3 separate regions of the Mus musculus genome follow, and all the other regions are linked to region 2. Evidence: chromatin loops called from intact Hi-C (ENCODE). Cell type or tissue: heart. All regions are shown on one strand. Each heading gives the region's core, and the rest is flanking DNA. Links, peaks and the distances in the headings are about the cores only.

Region 1 (7,404 bases), core at 1,556-5,555, 62 kb after region 2:
AATTGTAAGTTATCAAGCCAGACTGTAGATGTGAGCCCCAAGGTCACCTTAGTATAGTAAGTTTGATGCAGGGTGCCAGAGCACCAATGCCGAGCCCATTGTAAAGAACTAGAAGACGAGGGTTACAAGTTCAAATGTTTAGCAGGTCCTTATTTCTACCTGTCTCTCCAAAGTCTCCTGTAGCCCAGGATGACCTTAAACCGGCTATGTAGTCAGAATAACTTTGAAGTTCTGGTCCTTTCCACTCTGCCACCCAAGCGCTGGCACTACAGTTAAGTGCCAGGATGGTTTTTACATGTTAGGGATCACACACCAGGCTCTGTTCATGCTAGAATAGCACTCTATCCCAGGAGCTGATTCTCAGTGCACTGCTTTCATGCCCAGATCCCCTTGAGCTACTGGGGCTTAAGGAGACGAATAAATGTGTGTCCTCTAACTCTTGGGACCACAGCTTACATATGCAACAGTTTCAGAGCTCTGTGAGCCCTATGCTTCACAGTGCAGGACAATGAGGACCAGAGGAGAGAAAAGACATGCACAAGGTCACATGGCTTCCCAGTACAAGCAGGTCAAGACCCAGGTTTCAGGATGTCTGGTACAAAGCTCTTTCTGTGCTGAGGTGGTCAGCTAGAACACAGCCAATATAGCTGTGGTGATTATCATGCCAACAGCAAGGAATGCACTCTCCAGCATGGGCCAAGGGAATGATGGTTAACATTTAACATCATGGAAACAACTTCAAAGACACTGCAGCTGGACTCTAATAATGGGGATGAAAATGCTGAGACGAGCAGAAAGCTGCAGGTGGACATCTTCGGCTGGAAATAGCATATGGCCCCAGAGCAGGAGTTCTCAGAAGCCCGAACTGGTCCTTACCATGGGGTCAGGAGATGGGAACTGTCCCACAGTCTGTGGTTCAATGTGCTCTTAAGCTGTGTACCCCTTACTAATGCCACAGGACACGGATGAATGTCTATGCCTGCCATCTAGGGGAGAGTGTGGCTGCCGTGGACAAGGTGGGGGGAGGAGGGGAGAGATGGCGCTTCCTGGGTGGGCTTCTAGAAAGGCCAAGGATGGCAGGAAGGCAGGGATCAGAGCCTTTCTCATAAAAGCCTAGCAATGACATGCACCAATTAATCAAATATAGGGGTAGGAGTGGGGAGACAGGACAGGGAAACTGAATGCAATACTGACGTACAGTCGCCCCTGTGTTCTGCAAGGTATTGGATCCAGGCCCCACTGAAGATACCAAAATGAGTGCTGTGCAAGACCCTTGTATAACACAGTATAGTATGTGCATGTAGCCTATGCATACGCTCCTGCAACTCACACATCTCCATGGCCTCTAATACCTGATACAACATGAATGGCATGTAAACAGTTGTTAAGCTGTATTACTTAGGAAATAATTCTTACAAGTAAAGTCTTTAAAACTTCTATATAGATGCATTTTTCCTGAATATGTCCACCCTCCCACCCATCCATCCACCCACCCATCCATCCATCCACCCACCTACCCACCCTTTCATCTATCTAGATAGGGTCTTTTTATGTACACTGGCTGTCCTGGTACACCCTATGTAAAACAGGTCATTTTCTTTTGAGACGGGATCTTATGTTGAATCCCAGGCTAGCCTTGAGCTCATGACAGTCCTCTTACCTCAGTCTCCTAGTGCCTGACTGCAGGCATGCACTTGAATGCCCATTTTTTTTAAAAAAAAAAATAAATTAGACTCAGAGATAAGACAGTAGTCTTTAGATACTTGGAATTCTCCAAAGTATAGTGGTACATATGTCTATAACCCTAGTACTCAGAAGGTTGAGGCAGGAGAATTGCTAAAAGCTGGAAGCCAGCCTGGTCTATATGTAGCTCTGTGTCAAAACCAAACTAGTGGAGTGTGGTAAGGCACTCCTGTAATTCTGAAACCTTGGTAGGCTTGTGCAGAAGAACTGCTTCAATTTTAGCCTCAGAATAAGAGAAGGGAGCTCAGAGTTTTTAAGAACGCAAAGCAGTGAAAAGAAGTACGATGCGATATTCACCTCGGGACTGCGGAAGAGGTTCCCAAATGACACCAGCATTATCAGAGTCTTGTGTGGAAAAAGGGATTTTGTATCATGTGATAGCAGTTTCATAAAAGGGCCAGCAGTGGTTGGAGTGAGCTTCTTGCTATTGAACACATGAGAAAATTCCTTATAGGGAAAATGGTGAAACATAATTTAAGTTGAAACTGTTAATGTACTAATCTTAAATAGCAGAACTGTTGAACGTTACCAGAGGAGCCTAGCCTAGCGCGTAGTGCCTTACATGCAGTTTAGCAGATAGATGCTGGGTAGAGAAGGAACTGCAGCCTCTTCTATTCATCTCTTCCTTCCATCTCAGAAACCAATGAAGTACAGCTCTAAGAGCAGCCTTGTGATCATGGCCTCTGCAGCTCTAAGAATGGCAGCTGAGATCCTTGTCAAAGTGTACCTCCCACTGGGGCAAGGAGCTGTGGGGCTTTAAATCAGACATTATTCTAGGGAGCAGAGGATAGCAAATATAAAAGGAAAAACCCTAGCCTTGAAGTACTCAGAGAAGAAGAGACACGGGACCCGCCGTGACTAAGAAGGTGGCACCAAAGTGGTGGCACTTAGGGTGACACATGAAGGAGAAGTGAGTGGCATCTGGCAATGGAAGAGAAGGTGAGGTCTAGGGCACAACAAGGGACATCCTAGGAACTGGTGTGAGCAAAGGCACGGGGTACCAAGCAGGGTCGTGGTAAGAACACAGGCTCCATGTCAGGGAGGGCGGAGAATGGAAGCTGCAGAATCCTCGACGTGAGGGTGGAGGCTGCACAGGATCCCAGGAGGCGCTGGGCCACCTTTCCCAGGGGCTTCTTTGCTCTCTGGGAAGCCCACTAACTGAGGTGAGAACAGAGGCTGCATAGTTGGGGCAGGTGAGTCTGTGACACAGAGTGTGTGCCAAGCAGGTGGGCAGGAGCGCAGAGGGCAGCACGGGGATGCTTGAGAGAGGATTAAACGCATGTCCTCACAGAAGGAGGCTGAGGTCCAACAGCAGCAGACAGATGTGGTGGCTTCTGACAGTGTTTGCATCTGGAATCCCCTCCCCCCATAGTGGCTCAAATCAGTAATGTCTCCTAAAGGGAACCCAGATGGAGATGGTGTGTGAAGAGGATTATCTCCTCCCTGTCTATAATTTATTGGTCCTGAATATCAGGTTAGCAAGCTGAAGCAATTAAACATCAGGCCAGCTGTTTCAGGCAATTAGGTAACATTTTTCATTTAGAAGACCACACAACAGAGAAAAGACTACAGAGATAAGACCTGTGTTTTGATTTGCTAAGTCTCTGCTGCAGATAAAACCCAGCTTTTTGGAACCCTTCAGGCAATTACTATTTCAGGCTTGGCAGGAACTGGAGTCTGAAAGTAACTATTGGGCTTCTCTTGGCAAGGCTCAAAGCCACTGTAGCTGTGTGAATGTCCTAGGCAGTGGTAGAAGGGCAGGAGGAACCCAGGAGCCATAGAGCTATTAGGATGGCTGCTGCAGGCCCCATGGCTCAGAGGCGGCCAAACTGGGTCCTCCCACATGTTCTTAGAGAGGGAGTGTGGTCGGACGGTGGAGGCCCAGCCTACTCATGGGGATTCTGTGGCTGCCTGCCTGGCATGTGCTCTCGGCAATGCTGTGGGCCCTGCTTCCCCTCCCAGCCTTAGCTTCTTTTCTTTCAGAAGAAGGCTGAGGAGAATTCTTCTGCCTGAGGTGGGGGTGAGGGGTGTCAGAGGAAACAGGGGTGACTGGCAAGGTGCCAACTGGTACAGGCTTAGTACAAAAGCGGAGGAGGTAGAGGGTGGTGGAATTTGATGTCATCTCTGCCACTACTGGACAGGGCTACGTTGTTCTAGCCACTTGCCCTGAGTGGGCCTCAGTTTCCACAAAATCAAAGTGTGAGGAGCTGGATTCTTAAGGAGCCTTTGAGTTTTGATATTCTCCTATTCTGAGATGCCAAGAGAGATAAATCAGCAGGCTGAAGGCAAGCAAGCTTTTCTTTGAATGGAAAAGGGGGACAGGCTTTATGCTGCCAGCTGACTTCCCCACAGGATTCTGGGGCTGGCCCGGAGCAGGGAGACGGGGGCAGCTCAAGGAGACAGAGGGCTGCGTGCGGTTGCAGGCTGCCCAGCCTTGGAACCTCTCTTGCCTGAACTCTTCCACTTAATTGGGAGCTTGCCTTCCCAGCTGTGTATTTTTATCCTGGGCCCCAGAACCCAAACCCTGAGGTTTGTAGCCAGAGGCCGCTGCTTGTTTTCTCGTTAACCGCCTCAGCTCTGAGGTGCTTCCCAGGAAGTCATCACCCCGATGCAAGGCCTCTCCAGCAAGCAGGCCTCCAGGGAGGATGCTGAGTGAGAGGCACTGGAATCCAAGAGCTGTCCTCCAGCCTCGGAAATAAATCCCCCACACTGTCTGGCCCACACAAATCCCAGTTCAGCCCGGCCTCTCCTGTGGGGTTATTCTGGTAACAAAATGCTTGAGATCAGCAATTCTTTTCTACTCTTACCCACTCCCAGAGAGGAGCCAACTGGGCTATTCCTTAGGCTCCACTTTCTGTGTCTGAAATGTGGTTGAAAACTAATATTCCAGATGTTTCCTCAGATTTTAAGTTGAACCACAGATTAAGCTTCCTATAGGAAGACGGTCTGGCACAGGCTGGGAGGACAGTAAGTCTTCGAGGCTGGGTGTTTAAGCCACTCCACCCTTTGCCAGCTGCCTCGCCTTCAGAAGGTGCTGTAGAGTTTTTTTTCCAACCCCAGTTTCTTCTAGCAAAATAACAGCCTTTCCCTTTCTACCACACAATAACCACTGTGAGCCCAAGGACTGCTTAGTTCAACACTGTGCAGTCTAACGTTGATGGCTTCCTTAGCTGCTGAACCAGTGAGATCAACAAGACCAGAGACGCCAAGTGTCCAGCATCTTAGGGAAATCCATTTCTTTTCCCCAAGTGGTGGGTTCTCAGTGAAGAAGGAAGTCCTTCCTGTGACTATGGAAGTTACAGAAGGGCCAGCACATGAAAGAAAAGATAGTTAAATTTCTTTCTTCCTCCTTTCCTCCTCCTCTTTCTTTCTTTCTTTCCTTTTTTTTTTTTTTTTGTGTGTGTGTGTGTGTTAAGAACAGAGCCCAAGGACTTCTATGTTAAACCAGCTTTCTACCACTGAGTACATCCCCTGGCCCCAATTATTTATTATTTTATTTTGAGACAAGATCTTACAAAGTTGCTCAGTTGGCCTTGAGCTTGCTTGGTAGCCCAGGCTACAAATTCCAACTTGCAAACTTCCTGCCTCAGTCTCCTGAGTACCTGGGATTACAGGCCCATACTGTTACGTCAAGCTTCAGAGAGCCCCTTGACGGTAGTGTTATCTGCCCATGTCAGTGTTGACTCTGCGGCTGTGGCTAGAGCCTATGCTGGCAGTGGAAAAGGCTGATCATGGACTGATATTACACAGGGTGGCAGGAGCGTCTTCATTAGACCAATGGCTTCCTGGCCTTAGGGTCTTCCAAAGAGACTCACACAACCAGACTCGGGCACGGAACCCGGATTCTCGAAGGCTGCCGACACACTGGGCCATTGTTCTTGGACAGCAGCAACTCAGATCAAACTGGTGAGTGGGATTTTCCTTGCATTGGCTACAATACACATGTTTGTTCAAGAAAAAACAGTTGGAGCAAGAAGGCATGAATGTCTGCTGCGAAAGAAAAGCCGGTTTGTGTCAATTACAGTGGCAGATTATTCAGAGTTCATCCTGAAAGTCCAATTACCCCCCAAAGCATGAGCAAGGTCAGTGTCGCTCTGCAGTGCACCAACCACTCCAGCCACTTAGGCACAGATGTAAACTACACAGATCTGCCTGTTGGGAGAGGAGAGCGGCGGCCCACTAGCTTCCTGGCCAGTCTGTGTGGACACCACCATTCTCCTATTCCTGGGAGGATTTATCTGTCCAAAGAGGATCTCTGCAATGTGCAGATCTGGGACTCATCTTATTGCACTGTATCCACTGTTACTGGTGTGTGTGTGTGTGTGTGTGTGTGTGTGTGTGTGTGTGTGAGAGAGAGAGAGAGAGAGAGAGAGAGAGAGAGAGAGAGAACGAACATGAACAGTGGCCTTCAGAAGGACCCACAGCCCATCCTGATGATGAGTGAGGGTGTAAGCTTCAGGAGCAAAAGATCAAAGATCTGTCCCTGTTTTATTTCGAGCAGCACACCCCAAGCCATAGCCATTAGCAGATGAGATGTGAAATGACCTATTTACCTTATACTTGACTGAACTATGGCTAGGAAGCCCTAGGGATCTGCTTACCTCCACCCCCCAGTGCTGGGATTGTAACCGTGTGCTACTATGCCTTCCCTTTCTAATGTGGGAGCTGGAGATTAGCCTAGGGTCTTTGTGTTAGCAAGGCAAGTGATGCCTGAGCCAGGTTCCCAGTCCCCTTTTAGGGAGATTTAAGAGCAGCATTCCCCCATACCTGCTACTTCTTAAAGCAACACAGAAATTATTATACAATAAGTTTCTCAAAACAGTGAACAGCATGTCCTAATATGGACTTCAAAACAAATATGTAATATTTTCACAAGCCAGACAGCTTCAATAGAGATTCTAAGTTTAGACAGTGAAGGATCCATCCATCAACCACAGCAAGATCTAGTCTTTGAGATATGCTATTGTATAGAATCTCTCTCCTCTGCTAGAGTTAGCTGTTAAATTCCCCAGGACAGAGTCAGTATTTTAATCAGAATCTAATCTCTATGTATAATATCTCAAATATGAGGAAAATTTGTATATTTATAAAATAGGAATAAAATAGTTAACATTATTGAGAGTTAAACATTAAAAAAATTAGTTATTTTTATGTGTATGAGTGTTAGTTATTTTTATGTGTATGAGTGTTCTGCCTTCATACCTAGTGTCCTCAGAGGTGGGAAGGGGGGGGGGGTCAGACCTGAGACTGGGGTCCGAGATGGTGGCAAGCCATATGTAAGTGCTGGGAACTGAACCTGTGAGTCTTCAAGAAAAACAAATATTCCTCACAGCTGAGCCATCTCTCCAGCTCTGCAAATAAAGTTTTTATGGGTGGCTCCAGGCAATATTTTAAGTGTTCTACAGATAGGAACCCACTGAATTATCCTAACAATGCTAGAAGGAAGGTATGCTATGTTACAGATGCAAACATGGAAGCAGAAGTAGACACACATAAGGACCCCAAGCCATGCAAGGGAAAGAACCAAGGATACAATTTTAAAGATAGACAAATGACCCAAACCTGACACTTCTTAAAAGAAAACATACCAGTGAGCAGTGAATGCAATCCAAACCACTACGGAGTCATCACCTCACCCTGGTGAGGATAGAGAAGGCTGGT
Region 2 (7,404 bases), core at 2,191-6,190:
CTGCTCCAGCTGGGGACAGGGGTTGTGCCAGACATATCTATGTTGAATGCTCCCCAAACGGGAAAAGCTGCTCCTCTGGGGAGTCCCAGCTTGCTGGGCCTAGGTCTTGGGTTGTCACTCCTGTCTTTCTCCCAAGCTTTCTTCTGACACAGGGTTTCTCAGCTCCCAGGAGCCCAGGTAGGAGCAAAGTGTGATTTCAGATCTGGTGAAAGAGCCTAAATATTAAATTTTCTCTTCAGGTACTAGGGGTTGAATGTGGGCTATGGAAAGGACAGGGGCCCAGATGCTGGCCCAGCTCTGACTGGGAGGCTGCTTGTCTGTGAACTTAACCGTTCCATTAAAAACTCCACCTTAAGGCACACCTGGCTCAGTGGGTTTCTTTCCGTCCTTCCAGGACTTCTCTGGGGTCTCTGGGAGGTGCAGGTGAAGGAAGAGGGGCCAGAACTGCATCAGTCTCTTTCCTGATCACCATGCTTGTCTGTGGACAGCTGTCTCTCTGTCGCCACTCAGGTCCACAATAGGAGGGAGGAAACAGAAGCAAGAATTTAGGCATATGGTGGCTCATGCCTCAAATCTCAGCCCTTGAGGGGTGCCAGCACAGGAGGTAGCAAGATCAGTTCAGGGTTATACTTGGCTGCACAGAGCTACCTGAGGTTAGCCTGAGTTACCTGAAACCTGGGCTCAGAAGCAAAACAAAACAACAAAACCCAAGAACTTGCTATCAGAGGTGTTCCAACTTTCAGAGGATACCCAACTTTAGTCAACAGGCTCTCCATCTTCTCGGAGTGAGAGAGAGGTTCTCAAGTGCTCTAAGACAAGGCCACAGGCAAGGGCAAGCTCTCTTCCTTGAGCAACCCACCACATAGTAGGGGCAGGACTTGGAAGGAGGTCCAAGCTTGGCTCCTCCAGAAGTCAGAGGCTCTGGTAACAGGCAAGAATCTTAGAGACTGGACTTCAGTGAGGCCACACCTAAATTCCAGTGGGAAGGTTTTCCTCCCCTTTTCTTCCCAAGACAGGCTCCCTGGACACTTGTGTATAGTGAGGGTGTGGGTGTTGGGAGCCAGTGCCACGGTCAGACCTACAGGACTTTGCTCCGTGTTTGGATAGGACCCTGACCCCAGCAACTCAGGAATGAACACCAATTGCAGCGAGATTTATTGGACAAGACGTGCACTTTTGACACGGCCTCGGTAACTGCACTTCCCTTCATGGAACAGTACAGGACCAGGGGACAAGGGCTTAAAGATAAGACAGACAAATCTCTCCATGAGCCAACAGGGAAGCAAGGGCAAGGGGAGGCCTCTTTCCTTCTTCCTCTCTATCGCTCTAGGTCTCAGTTCACTCCTGTTTTAGAACTGAGCAGGGGTACCTGGGGGCAATGTGCATCCCAGCCTGAACTGGGCTAGGGCTGATGTCCACCAAAATGCCTGGCTGGATCTTTCAACTCTCCCCTACCAGAGGCCCTAAGATCTGGCCCCTGTTCCAGTCCCCTGTGAGTAGTTAGAAAATACAAAAGCGGATCCAGTGCGGGACGTTGTGTGCAAAGAGAGAAGGGACTGAGTTTCTGCAGTCTCTTTGGGCCACAGCCCCCACTGACAGGAGTGGGGGAGGTCAGGGTGTACCGAGGTGTTCTGAAGGTCTCTTCTCGTCCAGTTTGGGATGAACAGCTGTTGCCACTAAGCTTAGGGAAGGTGGGGTTGAGGAGACTGAAAAGGGTGGGAACAGAGGCGTGCGGGACAGGGGTGGTGGTGGTGGTGTAGGGAGATGGGGGTACTCCCCCCTCCCAGTCAGTCCCTCTAGGGGTGAGCGGGCCAGCCAGTCAGAAGCAGGTGGCTGGTGCCTAGGGGAAGCCAGTGGGGAAGAGGCTGAGCGGCTGGCTCTCGTTGGTAGGGAGCGGAGATCGGTAGCCATCGAAGTTTCTTGGGATGCTGCCGCTGGTGGAGCCGGAGCTGTTACTCAGAGTCTCGATGCTTCCCTCTCGCTGAAGTTCTGCAGAACAGAGGAGAGGGCCAGGCCTGGTCAGAGTCAGCTGGAGATGGGGCACACCCTGGACTTGGCCTCTCACCATGAGGCCCCATTGTGGGTCCATCCATGTGCTTTTGTAGGGAGGCTCCTCCCACCTGCTCTCCATGTGGGCCAAGTGGCAGCTCAGGTCACAAGGGGCTCAGTTGGGAGAAGAAGCCCCCTTGGCTAGCAGCCTCTAGCTTTTGACCTGGGTGTTTCTTTCACTGTGGGGAAGTCTTCAGGCCATTATGCGGTATAAAGCCCTATGCAATGACACTGCTTCTCACGGGGTGCTCCTGCTCACGCACTCATGCTCCGCCAGCATTCTGCCTCAACCCTTAGTCACACTATCCAGGATCAGTAGGTGGGCACAAGCCAGGACAAGAGAGGAGACAGTATGCCTGATCTGTCCCGACTGCTGTCCCAGCTGACTTGTCTCGAGCCCTGTCCCAGCTCAGCCCCACTGTTCCCTTGCTCTCTCACAAGTTCTACCTGCTAGCAGGGCTTGAGCTTGTAGAAACTATATGGCTTCTCTGTATAACGGGATCCTTTGTGGGAGTCTCTTCCACTGAAGAGAGAGGCCCTTACTTGCGTCAGTCTTTCCTCTTAGCCTTACCCCACCGCAGCCAAGTTTCCTGGGGACCCACAGAATTTATATGCTGAGTTGGTCTGTAGAGTAGCAAGGCCTGCTGCCCTGGTTCTTGTACCTCCACACTGCTATTTTGGATATGGAAGCCAGATCTATTTACCTATGATAACCTTAACTGATTCACCATCTCTTCAACCAACTGGGGTGGGCAGAGGGCTGGGAATAGGAGACCCTACTTGCTGGATCAATTCACTGGCTTTCTAAGGTCAGTTCCTACTCTCTCTTTGCTTTGAGCTGTTGCCTCTAAAACGTGGGCAAGCACAGGCATAGACATTTCTGGCGTCTTCTCCAAACTCAGATGTGACCTACGGCTTAGCTTCTTCCTCTGCAGTCTGCCTGTCTGTGTTTTACAGTTTTGCTTGCCTACCTCAGGAAAACAGGACCTTAAGAAGTTACTCAAAACATCAAGGTATATTCAGCGATACACTCATCTGGTTTCAGAGCTCAGTATCCAGCCTGTACCTGCCCCAGTCCCCTGCCACCAAACACATGCAGCACAGCTGGCTTTGGTTAGGGAGTGAGGGTCATGGCCCCCACTAGGCTGGCCATCATCATCCAGCCACTCCCGCCCTCTGAAGGTCACACTGTAGCCCAAGTTGGGCTGCCCAGAAGCAGCAGCAGCCGCCACGGAATGGGTCAGGGAAATGCTAACCATGCCAGTCATATCTGGGCCTAGCCCAGGTAGATGGGTACACAGCATTATCAGTCCTAGCAGGTTGGGACTGTTGTGAGGAGGAGGAGGAGGAGGAGGAAGAGGAAGAGGAGAAGGACTGTGGATAAAGGCTGAGGGACTGGTTGTGGTGCCTGATCCCCAAGAGACACTGGCTTCCTGCGGGGGGCCTTGGCTCTGGGAAAGCCATGAGATAACTCTATATGGACAGAAAGATGAGGCCGAGGGCTGCTCAGATCTTTTCCTCCAGCTTGCTTTCAGGTTCACCTTCATCTGGGGACAGGAGGGAGAAGGCTATCGAGCAAAGGGAGGCCCTAGGCATCAGCAAGCAGAAGGGCTTCCCAGGAGGAACATCCAATAGAGTCCATTTTCTCTCCTCCTTTCCCCACAAGCAAGCCCAGGAGTGTCCCAGAAAGACCGGAAGGACCTGAGAGGCTTGCAGAGGCCATGCCCTCCCGCGCAGCCATCCTAGCACTAGGGGGCGCTGACAGCAGGGCCAGGAAGGGCAGGAGAGGAGCAGGCAGTAGCAAGAAAAGCAGGGGCCTCTTAGTGATACAGATAGGATGGATGCAGGCCCAAGGAAAGCCGCCCCAGATAAAGGAGCAGGAGAGGCCATCAGTGAGGGAAGAGGGGCTTCTTTGCTGAGCAGAGAGAGAGTCCCAGCAGTCTTGATACAAATGCAACATATCCACACTGCCAAGAAAGCTAAGGAATCCACAGCCCAGGCCGCAGCTCTGCACCCCACTGTCCCTCTGCACAGGCCCCAGCAACATCCCCAGCCAACCTGGTGACCCCACCACATAAGTCTGAGTGGACACACCCCATCCATCAAGTGACAGTGCAGGGAGAGTTGCCAAGGGGTTACAAGATGGAGGCCAGGTGTGGCTGAGCTGCCTGGCCCATTTTTTCTCTTTCTTGCTTAGGCCTGGGAGAGATGGGGCCGGACAGGAGTGTTTAGTGGCCCCACATCTCAGGGTACCTAAGATTTTGCTGACTGTCTTCTTTAAACATTGCACTGGTTAGTCTGAAATGGCCACTGGGTCCCAAGATCATATTCTCACTCCAAGTCCGGAAACTGTGAACCTCATCTTGTTATCCCTCTAAAGGCATCCATTCACTCCTTATGGTCCCCAGGTATAAATTCCCTGGCATACCAATGGCTGTTCACAGCCTGCCGCCCTGTCTGACTTCACTGGTGTTTCCTATTTGAATGAGGAGCTTGCTATGGACAGCTTTAGGCCGCCGAGCTCCAACATGCCTGCTTCTCTTCCTGAGCTTTCCGTGAGTGTCTGCTCTTTTGCGAACCACGGTGTCCACTGCAGAGCACCTAGGCTCGGAACTCCTCATTTGACTCCTAGTTAGCTCTCAGGAAGACAGGCCCTGGTCGGGAATGTGTGCCTCAGTCCCTGCTTCTCCAGTCACAATCCCCAGGCCTGAGAAGTAGCTTGTGCTGAAAAATAATTTCTGGAATGAATGAATGGTGTGGTGGGAGACATGGGACCTCTCTCCAGCTCGGACAGTCAGTGAGAGGCCCAGGGGCCCAGCTGGTCCGGCTGGGACGGTTTCTTTGGCACTTTACTAGCGACTTCTATCAAACCCAATCTCTTTCTATTCCTCCAAAGACACCAGAGTGAGAGTGTGTGGTGTGGGGTGAGAACATGGAGGAGGGCAGATGCACACGGGATCCCCACTCGAGTCACCCCCCAGCCCTGGAGCAAGTGGCGAGTAGAACCGTGTGGAAGTGCGTGGCCTTACCTTCCTCCGTCTCGAACGCACGCTTTGTTACTGTTGGGCTGTTCACGCACGCTGGGCTGTTGGCATTGTTTTTTTTTTCCTTTTTTTTTCCCTTTTGGAAAGAAAAGCATTGAGGAATCTTTTTCTGTGTTTTCTTTGAGAGATCTGGACAATGCTCCAGAAGTACACGGATCTCCACAAGCAGGAGGAGGAGGTGGAGGGAGGTGCAGGGGTGACACACGGGCAAAGGGCGGTCTTGCAGGGACACTCTGCTGTCCAGGACACTGACATGCACGTGAGGCGGCAGGAGGCTGACTGGTCATGGAGGGGCGGGCCCAGAGGCAGAAGTGTTGTGAATCTTTCAGTATGGGGTAGGGAAGAGGAGTCACACAGTAAGCATAGAACACATAAAACGACGGTTTCTAGAAGGGGATACACAGGGACCTATGGCCCATGCAGTGACAGACGGGGCCCCATGCAGGTGGGTTGCTGGGAGAGGAAGAGGAAGGAGGCAGGCTGACAAGTTTTCAGAGGGAACCCTGGACATTTTAACATAGTAGCCTGGTTTCAGTTCACCATTGCCCTCCCTCTGCCCCCACCTCCCCAACCCCACCTTCCCTAAGTCCCAGCAGCTTACTGCAGTGTAAGTAGACGCCAGATAAAGCCTAGCAGAACCAGCTAGGGCCAGTCAACTAGGGAGGTTCTCCAAGCATCACGGAGTCTGGCCCATGCTTTAAGAAAGCTTGTTCTCCTATCCCCAGCCCTCCCCACAGCAGGGCAGCACATAAGGAGGAGCCTCAAGCAAGTTCTCAGACTCAGGCTGTGCCCTCATATTCTCCAGGGACTTGGTGACCCTGAGCTCACCGGAGGGAGAACTGGTCTTAGGGCAGGCCACTAATACTACTGCCCATGACCCCACACCACATTGGTCTTACGAGAAACCAGGCTTGTTACCACAGCTGATCCCCAGTAGCAGAGACTAGGCAGGCCACAGGGGACAGGAGTGGACAGCAGAGCCAGCAATGAGAAGGGCGAGGCCTCTGCTTTCATGAAATAAATAAGCCTGAAGCAGAGGAGGCCTTGTCTGCATGTTACCCCCATTCTACACTGTGTCTGTCAAACTCCTAAGGCATATGAGGGACAAAGAGAGGTGGCTGGCCTCTCAGAAGGTCTCTGGCTACTTGGGAACATCTGCGAGGAACAAGAAAAGGAGCCACAGTCAATCTCTGAAGAGATAGGTACAGTTGCCCCTGTTCCTCATCCTAGAGTGGGCACAGCCCTTTGGCCAGGCATGAATTGCTGTGCCTGGCCCTTGGAAGCTCTAGGAGGGAGCTGATGAGTGAAGGGGTGTTGGGGAGGGGGGTACAATGACTTCATGCATCATGAGGTCTAGCTTCCCATTCCCTGAGGAGGGAGGGAGACACTGAAGATACGAGGCCTTAGTGAGACCTGAGACTGCTGTGCAAGTCTTAGTAGGAAGAAGGCTTCAGCAGAAGGCCAAAGTGAATTCTGCTGTGGGCTGGGTAGTTTTCAGGTCTGTCTAGTCTAGGGATCCTGGGCAGTACAGCACTGTGGGGACCCCAAGTCTCCAGGATCGAGAAGGACCCCAGGGACCTGCAAAAGTAATGCTGTGTGTGTTTGGAAGAGGGTACCTGGGGCCCAGGCTCAGTTTTGGAGCAGCCCTGGGACTTCTGCCACCATTAATCCATCGGCATCTACTGCCTTCCCCAGCCAACCTTGCTGTGTGCATGAGTGCCAAGATGCTGCTCATTAAAAGGATTAGCAGAGCATTTTTATTAGGTCCTGGCTGTAGCAGCATACCCTACTCCTAAACTAACCACCCAAGCAGCCCAGTAGGCCTGGGATTAGACCTGGTGGGAAGGGGAGTCTGCCCCTGCTGAGGCTCTGGCCACTTCCTGCAGTGAAGAGGGGGTAAGCCTTCCCTAAATGTCTGACTCAGAATTCAACCTGAGAAGACAGGTAGGATGGAGCAAGCAGTCTAGGCAAGCTGCTAAGAACACAGGCTCTGGCCACCTGCTTCCTGGGTGCTTTGGGTTCCTGAGCACGAGGATAAGGATGTCTGTTTCATAGTCTGGCTGTAGGAATGAAATTAAATAATGCATGGGGAGCCCGTCCCAGAGTGCTCAAAGCTTCCAGTCAGCAAATGTGAGTTACTATTATTGTTGCAATCGAATTAGTCACTGTGATTATCTCCAGGACTTCAGGGGCCCTCTGCAGCCTCCTCCCCAGCAGGTGGCCCTGCCACCCAGGCCCCTACTAGCTCTGCCTCCATTGCAACCTGGGCAAAGAGTCTTTTAAATCAAGAAATGGCCCAGGGCAGTTGGCA
Region 3 (7,404 bases), core at 1,556-5,555, 350 kb after region 2:
TAAACATCGAGAGAACCTGAGGGCGTATTCAACAAAGACAGGAATAGAAAGCTTGATTTGCTCAAAGAGTTCAGTCATTTAACATGTAATCATTTTAAAAATTAGGCATAATCTTATTGCTCTTATTCTTATTAACTGCACTATTTATTCAGTCTTGTTTATTTTTGTATTTGTGTATCTGAGCAAGATAGAGACAGACAGACAGACAGAAACAGACAGACATGGTATTGCCATGTTGCACGGGAAGTCTCAAGCATATGAGCTCAAATGAGCCTACCAAATAGCTGAGACAACAGGTATACAAGCACCATACCTGCCGCATAATTATTTATCCTTAAATTACAGAAAGAACACTAAAGTAATCTTTGGAAGTTATGTCTCTTTGTGTGTATAGAGGCATGCAGAGAACATGGTGAGGCAAACTCAGATGGAGGCCAGAGGCTGATTCAGTTATCTTCCTCTACTGCAGTCCACCTTCCTTTATGGTTGAAATGGAATCTCTCACTTGAGTCTAGAGCTTGCTATTTGGCCAAAATGCCCAACAAGTAAGCCCCCAGGAGCCTTCTGTTTCCAATCTCCCCGGCAATGGAGTACATACCAGGCATTACCTTAGCCTGTAAGGGGCGGTGCTTCTGTGTGAGTGGGAGTTGGGGCAAAGCACCTCATCTACTGAGCCATCTCCTTAGCCCCTTTATTTTAAATAAATTTAATACACTCTGAACCAAAAAAGTACACTGCCCATACCAACAATACAACAGCAATAAGCAAAGGAAGGCTTCTGGATTATACTAATTCGTATATTTACCATGCAAAATTGGAACTACTGCATTTCTTAGAAGGTCAGTTTAACAATAGATAATATGCAGTACCTTACAAGGAAAAACTAGCATCTAGAGTAGAAATTACTGCAACATTGCAATTCTCTCTATGTACAAAAACCCACAGAACGGATATAAATTAAAATCACTCTGTGTCTGGGAGGTGGAGGCAGGAGAATAAGAATTTTCGGGTCATCTTCAGCCATACTAAGTTTGAGACTAGCAGGGGCTACATGAAAGCCTATCTTAAAAATAATAAAAATACCATTAAATGAATTTTTAATGATTTGACAATAATTTAAAGGAACTTTAAAATACTCGTGCTTTCAAATATAAATCCAAATAAATAGATGCTATATATGGAATTTTTTCTGTTCAGTTTTCAAAACTAATGACAGACATTTAAGTTGGTTATAAATATAACTTAACTCAGGATTTAATACATGATTGAATGAAAAGTATACCTAAAATTTTAACCTGTAGAGCTGTGGATACAGAACAGGAATGGAATACATGCTTATCACACATAAATTCACTCAATAATAAATGCCCCTTTGAAATTAATTGGACAAAAGTGTTTTAAATTTAGTATCTTCAGGGAGACCAACAGTGTATACTCAGTGTCACATTATGTAGCCTAGGCTGGCCTTGGTCTCACCCCTAGACTAACCTGAATTTGCAGCAACTCTCATGCCTCAGTCTCCCAAGTGTAACGATTACAATTGTAAGGCAACAGGACATGTTAAACTTAATTTCTTAGAGCCTAAATCAGGAAGCCTGAATACACACCTTATATCCCAACGTGGAGGTGTGGGATGTACAGGGTTCAGACTTTGTCATTTTGAACTCATTACATCGAGCCTCATTTCTATATACCCACAACAAAACATTTTCTTAATGAATGCAGGGCCCTTCCCAGAACAAAAAAGAAAAAACAAAAACAAAAAAATTAAATCCTCTAGCAACAAAGTACTAAACTGCAGCCCCAGTAGGTCACTAAAAGTGATGTACAGCCAGATCCACTAGTACAGACAGTTGAGTTCAATAATTCAACATTCAAAACAGTATCCCTTTGTTAAATGCAGGGGGACGGAGGGACACTCATGAGTCTGCCTAATTACTGTCTTTCTATATAAGAAAAGTAGAAATATAAACATACAGTGCTGTAAGTGTAAAGACATTTCCTTACTCTGCTTTGGACTGGAAAGTATGTAACGGTTCTCATCGAGCCCAGGGACATATTCTAATGCACATCATGCAAGCATTTGTGACAATCTTGAAGTATTTTTGTATTTAACATGAAACAGTGTGACCTTTGATTCCTTCTCTGTGGTCGACTTAGACTGTTGTCCCCCGAGCAGTTGTGCTTTTGATTACATGCTGTCATTCAGATTCACTCTGTCATCCCTATTATTAGAATTGCTCTGTTGTAGACTTCACAATTCAAAAGAATGGTGGTTGTAAGAAACCTTATAATCAGCTCAAAGTTTCACGGGCACCATCAAAATTAACCCTCACAAGCACAGAGAGAATTCACTGGGCAAACATCAAGGGGGCCAGCCTCTAGATATGAAAGAATCTTTGAATGTGTCAGGGGACCAACTCAAGTTTTCATGAGGAATTTTTGGAGCCAAGAAATTCAAAACTAGTCAAAGATGCACAGGGATGTCCGTGAGGCTGTCAGTGTAGTGGCCAATGCACATCACAGAAGAACCCAAGTGTCTAGCTCAACCATGTACAGTCTGTTGCAATGTGGGATTAATTAGTTACCAGACTTGAATCCAGTTGCAATACACCTAACTTTTTAATGGAGTAAGTACAAACCATACAATCTTGACAATAAAACTATTAACCTCAAAAGATTAATTCTCACAGTTGGCAAAACATTCTGACTTCCCACATGTATTCGACACTTGTGAATGAGAGCAGATCTCATCACAATTCAGCAGTGGAACCTGGTAATTGTTGCACATGATCACAACTTGTAGAAACTTGTGAGGTACTCACTTTAGCAGCACTAAGGACAGTGGCAGTGTAAGACTGAATGTTGTCTCCACAGGCTCCTCCACGGGACTGGTGACAGCGAATCAGCTGTGATGAGGAGGGGAGAACAGAGTCATTTTCTATTAAGCTGTTTAACTCTGCGTGCTATTAGACAGCAGCTATTTACCATGCATAATAAGGACGCTGGGTGGGAATGTTTGCATTGAGTGTATTGCAGACAAAACAGCTGAAAGCCCTGCTGAGACACATTTACCCCTTTTTATATAATCTTCTGGTGCCACTAAGGCAGTTTCATGCTCAACTGTGGTTTTAATTACATGATGAACAGGCTTTAAGAATTCATAAACTCTGAAATGGTAGGATTCAGGGTCTGGCAGCCTTTCCATAAATAAATTAAAAAAACATAATCAAAGGACTTACATATAACTTCCTAACATTAAATATTTGACATACTAGCAAATTGGATGTTTTCTCCTCTTAATTCCTTACAAAAATTATAAAAAGAAACCTAAAACAACAAGCAAATATTTTAGGATATTTGCATATCCAATTGTGTCTGTGGGAAAGTGGACAGAATGTGCAGAAACCAAGCCCACACACGCACACAAACTGTCCATGTCTGAGAGGCCACTGCATCACGAACAGATTGAGCTTCCAATTATCAATGTTAATCGCAATTTTAATTCTCAGGTGCTCAGCAGAAACTCGGGTTCTAACTCTTCACTGGCAACAACACGCTTGTATTTGCCAAAAATGATGATAATTAAGATTCAGGTGAACATTTTTAAAGTTGGGTCAACATCAGAGAATTAGGACAATATGATATTGTGATAGTTATTTTCAAGTCCTATGAAATTAATTCAAGAAAAAATACCAGCCTTATATGACCTGTATCAGATTTACATATAATCCTTTTATTCCTCACATTAATATGAATATAACAGACTAGAACACCTGGTACATGAAGATAAGCTATTATTGAGTCACGATGAGTAGATTGCAAGGTATCTGATCAGTAAACATATCTGTCACAAATTACAATGTGGCAAGTGACTATTTTAGCTAATAGAAAGAATGGCTTCTTCATTCAACCACAGATCCACATTCAAAAATTATGAAAATTATTCCTCTGCTGCCTCCTGCTGCTTAAAAAGAGAAAGGCAGGATTGCAAAGATTGAAACCTGCTCCCTGCAACAAGGTATCAGAGTACTCTTGGACAGCAAACATCCTTGCCCACTAAACCAGCTCACCATTGGAACAAGAGCAAAGCAAATACATATATTAAAAAAAAATACATAAAAAGTAAAAATAAATGATCTCATATTAAAAGTAGACTTAAAATATTTAAAGTCAAATGGAAAAATAACCAATATAGTCAGAAACACAGTATACAAAAATTTATATTCACATCATTTTTTAAACTAAATTAGCACATAGGTGGACATAAAATAATCTTAAGAAACATGGCCATTAATGAGCAAATAAACTATTTTATGTTTGTAAAAGGAAAATAAATAGCTACATGAACATATTATATATATTGGTATAGAAAATATGAATATATAAGGAATTATACACATTAAATCATAGTCCAAGTAAAGTGGAGGAAGACCAGAAGAAAAAGATGACCAAAAAATAAATAAATAAGACGAGGAGATGGTGACACAGCTCAGCAGATGAGGGCATTTGCTGCCACACCTGAGTTCAATGTTCAGAAACTACATGGTAAAGGGAAAAAGATGACTCCTCTAGATTGTTCTCTGCTCCATACATGCTTATGTACATGTATACATGCAAATACACACACACACACACACACCATAACAAATTGTACCCTATGAGGACAGCTGAACTGTGCACCTGCAGTTTCAGGCAGTAGTGGCAGTAGGCACGCCTGTTGAGGTGGAACAGGTGAGCAGTTCTGTACCACTTTTGAAATACAGGAACTGAATAAAAGATGCCGACATCCAAGTCTCCCATGCAAAGGAAAGGAAAGATGAAGTGGGGAACTTGGGGCCAGTATGAACACAAACACTTTATATTTATATCATGAGAATGTGCATATATAGATGAACAAATATGTACACGTTCCCATTTTCTATATGTAAGTAGCACGTATGTATATATTAGATGTTTCCATTGAAGAGTTCTATAAAGACACACACTGGAGCACAGAACAAAGCTGACTTTCTAAAAAGAACCAGACAGAGACTGGAGGGAGAGATGGAGCCTACCAATTAACTCCCAGCTTCCTGTGATTGCTCCAGGAAGATGTGACAGCTCTGGCCTCCTAGGGCACTTGCAGATATGCACATACCCACACACAGACAGATACACACAACACACAAGCAACTCACAAACAAATAAAAACAGTAAAATAAAACCTTTAATAAGTGCAAGGAGAAAGAAGATCCAGGAAAATGGTTCTGTGGGTAAGAGCATTTGCAACTATGCACACGTGAATTAGGATCTTCAGGGAAGCACAAAAGTGCCCAGCAGGGCCACACAGATTGTGAGGAGCCAAGACAGGAAGCATGCTGGCCACCAGCCTACCTTCAGGTTCAGTGAAACCTTTGTCTCAAAAAAGAATAAGAGAAGATGGCACCTAACATCAACCACACACACATACACTCAAACACACGGAGTAAAAATGTTCTTCTAAAATTTAGTTCAAATTTGCAATGTCAAAGTAGGCCTCATGGCCCAAGTGCCCAAAACTCCATGTAAGTAACTGTACTGTGCAGCTTTTCTGTCCAGCATGCACATACATACACTGCTTCACATTATGTGACAGGAAACATTCAAGTGTGTGTCTGCAAAGCCCTGCAACTACCAAGGGAGTTGCTTCTCCACAAAAACAGTATGTAACTAATTGTAGCTCCAACTGCAAATGTGCAGCTTCCCACACGTGCCAAGGGACAGTTTACACACTTTCTTCATGCATGTCTCCAGCACTCAAGGGAAATGCATGACGAATATAAACACTAGGAGACACCACTATGTCACCCTATTTAACTGTAAGACTCTTGCATTATTTGAAAAGAATCGTTTGAAAAGAGCTATTTTTATGGGAAAATAAAGAGACCAGAAGAGAAGGAGTATAAATAGAGCACTCAGTAACATGCAAAATATCTTAATTTTTGCAGACAGGCTTTTGGAAAAGGAATTAAGGACTTCATCTAGAAAAATGGTATTTGTGAGCCCATTCTTGATTCTGTGCATTCCGGAGGCCAGTTGATTTGAGTTCTGTGGCTTTACCAAGTGCTTACTTACTGCACCACATCCTGATTTTGTCAAGAACTGTTTTGTATTATTTCATAATAATCTCAAGACACAATAACCATGTAACCAAGAAAAATGAAACAAGAATGCTAATCCTCAAAACCAACAGGACTTCTTAGACTTTATTCTACATTTACAGGTAGAGTCCTAAATGGTATAAGAAGAATATACCTTATTTTGTAATTCAAAATTTATGATTTGCACTGGACTATATATAAAGATATTAAAAATATGTGTGGCAACCTTTAATATTATGACAAACCAAGTTAATATATATAAATAGTAAATATATATATTTATATCTCTGTAAATACATATAAATACACACGCACATATATATATATATATGCGTGTGTGTGTGTGTGTGTCCTACAAGGCCTTGTGTGTGCTTTAATTATTAAAACAAATATAGAATCTAGTTGTTGACCGTATAGGGGCAATAAAATTTTCCCGTATCATATGACTCCAATCTAGTCAAGATAAAAGGCTTCACAATTATTCCTGGAAACTGGTGTCTTTTAGTAAGCATTGCTAAGATAATCTATCTCAATGCTTTAATTAATACCGAATAATCTCTGGGCAAAAGTTCCGTGAAGAAGCCAGATTAGAACAACAAAGGCTCTACGAAGCCTTTATTTAAGGACAACTACCATGTGGTGACACATGCTGCTAATCCCATTACTTCAGGACATCAAGTTCAGCCTGAGCTGAAAAGACCCTGTCACAACAACAAAGGAAGAAAATAGGATTTTTCTGTTTTAGGACATTACCTAATCTCTAATTAGGTAATGGACTGTTTTAGGGCTTACAATATAAGGCTGGCCTGGGCACCCCAGGTATGGTGGTTAGAATATGCTTGGCCCAAGGTGTGGCCCTGTTGGAAGAAGTGTGTCACTGTATGGATGGCCTTTGAGAGACTCCTCCGAACTGCCTGGAAGTCAGTCATAGTGGCCTTCAGATGAAGATGTAGAACTCTCAGCTCCTCCTGTACCACACCAGCCATGTTCCCACCTTGATGATAATGGACTGAACATCCGAACCTATATGCCAGCCCCTTGTAAGAGTCATGGTGTCTGTTAACAGCAGTAAAACTCTAACTAAGACACCAGGTGAGCCCTGATCTTGAGGTGACCATCCTGACTATGACTTCCAAGTGCTACATACACAGCTATGTGTGACCAGACACAGCTATGGATCCTTAACAGTCAGAGTAGCAGTGCATAAGTAAAGGCAAACAAAATAAAACATTCACAACTAGTATTCATCAACAGTATCAATAATAGTCAACCAAAACTAACC

What was found. Peaks named below come from ENCODE experiments on the same cell type or tissue, not always from the same donor. Only the 100,000 strongest peaks of a DNase experiment are listed, where the experiment ranks them.
Region 1: a loop joins it to region 2, with 2.8 times the contacts of the local background. A loop is called at or near these places in 6 of 42 quality-filtered maps.
Region 3: a loop joins it to region 2, with 3 times the contacts of the local background. A loop is called at or near these places in 12 of 42 quality-filtered maps.

What each region holds. Positions count from the first base shown.
Region 1 is chr11:85,757,127-85,764,530 of GRCm38, reverse strand. The region is part of intron 22 of Bcas3 (breast carcinoma amplified sequence 3); the gene reads right to left. It overlaps Mir5110 (microRNA 5110), which reads left to right and starts at 3,829; the gene lies at 3,829-3,915. In heart, for the core only: no CTCF peak of the experiment used is centred there; DNase peaks (open chromatin) are centred at 3,570 and 4,360; H3K27ac peaks cover 1,107 bases; H3K27me3 peaks cover 929 bases.
Region 2 is chr11:85,819,787-85,827,190 of GRCm38, reverse strand. It overlaps Bcas3 (breast carcinoma amplified sequence 3), which reads right to left. Exons shown (of 24, transcript NM_001166643.1): 24 at 1,133-1,989. The coding sequence ends at 1,841. The region is part of intron 1 of 2610027K06Rik (RIKEN cDNA 2610027K06 gene); the gene reads left to right. Among named protein-coding and RNA genes, the nearest start is that of 2610027K06Rik, 8.9 kb to the left of the region's middle. In heart, for the core only: CTCF peaks have their summits at 3,789 (motif pointing right) and 6,065; DNase peaks (open chromatin) are centred at 3,800 and 5,981; H3K27ac peaks cover 2,815 bases; H3K27me3 peaks cover 2,128 bases.
Region 3 is chr11:85,466,257-85,473,660 of GRCm38, reverse strand. Bcas3 (breast carcinoma amplified sequence 3) reads right to left here. Exons shown (of 24, transcript NM_001166643.1): 11 at 2,826-2,909. Among named protein-coding and RNA genes, the nearest start is that of Bcas3, 120 kb to the right of the region's middle. In heart, for the core only: a CTCF peak has its summit at 3,967 (motif pointing left); no DNase peak of the experiment used is centred there.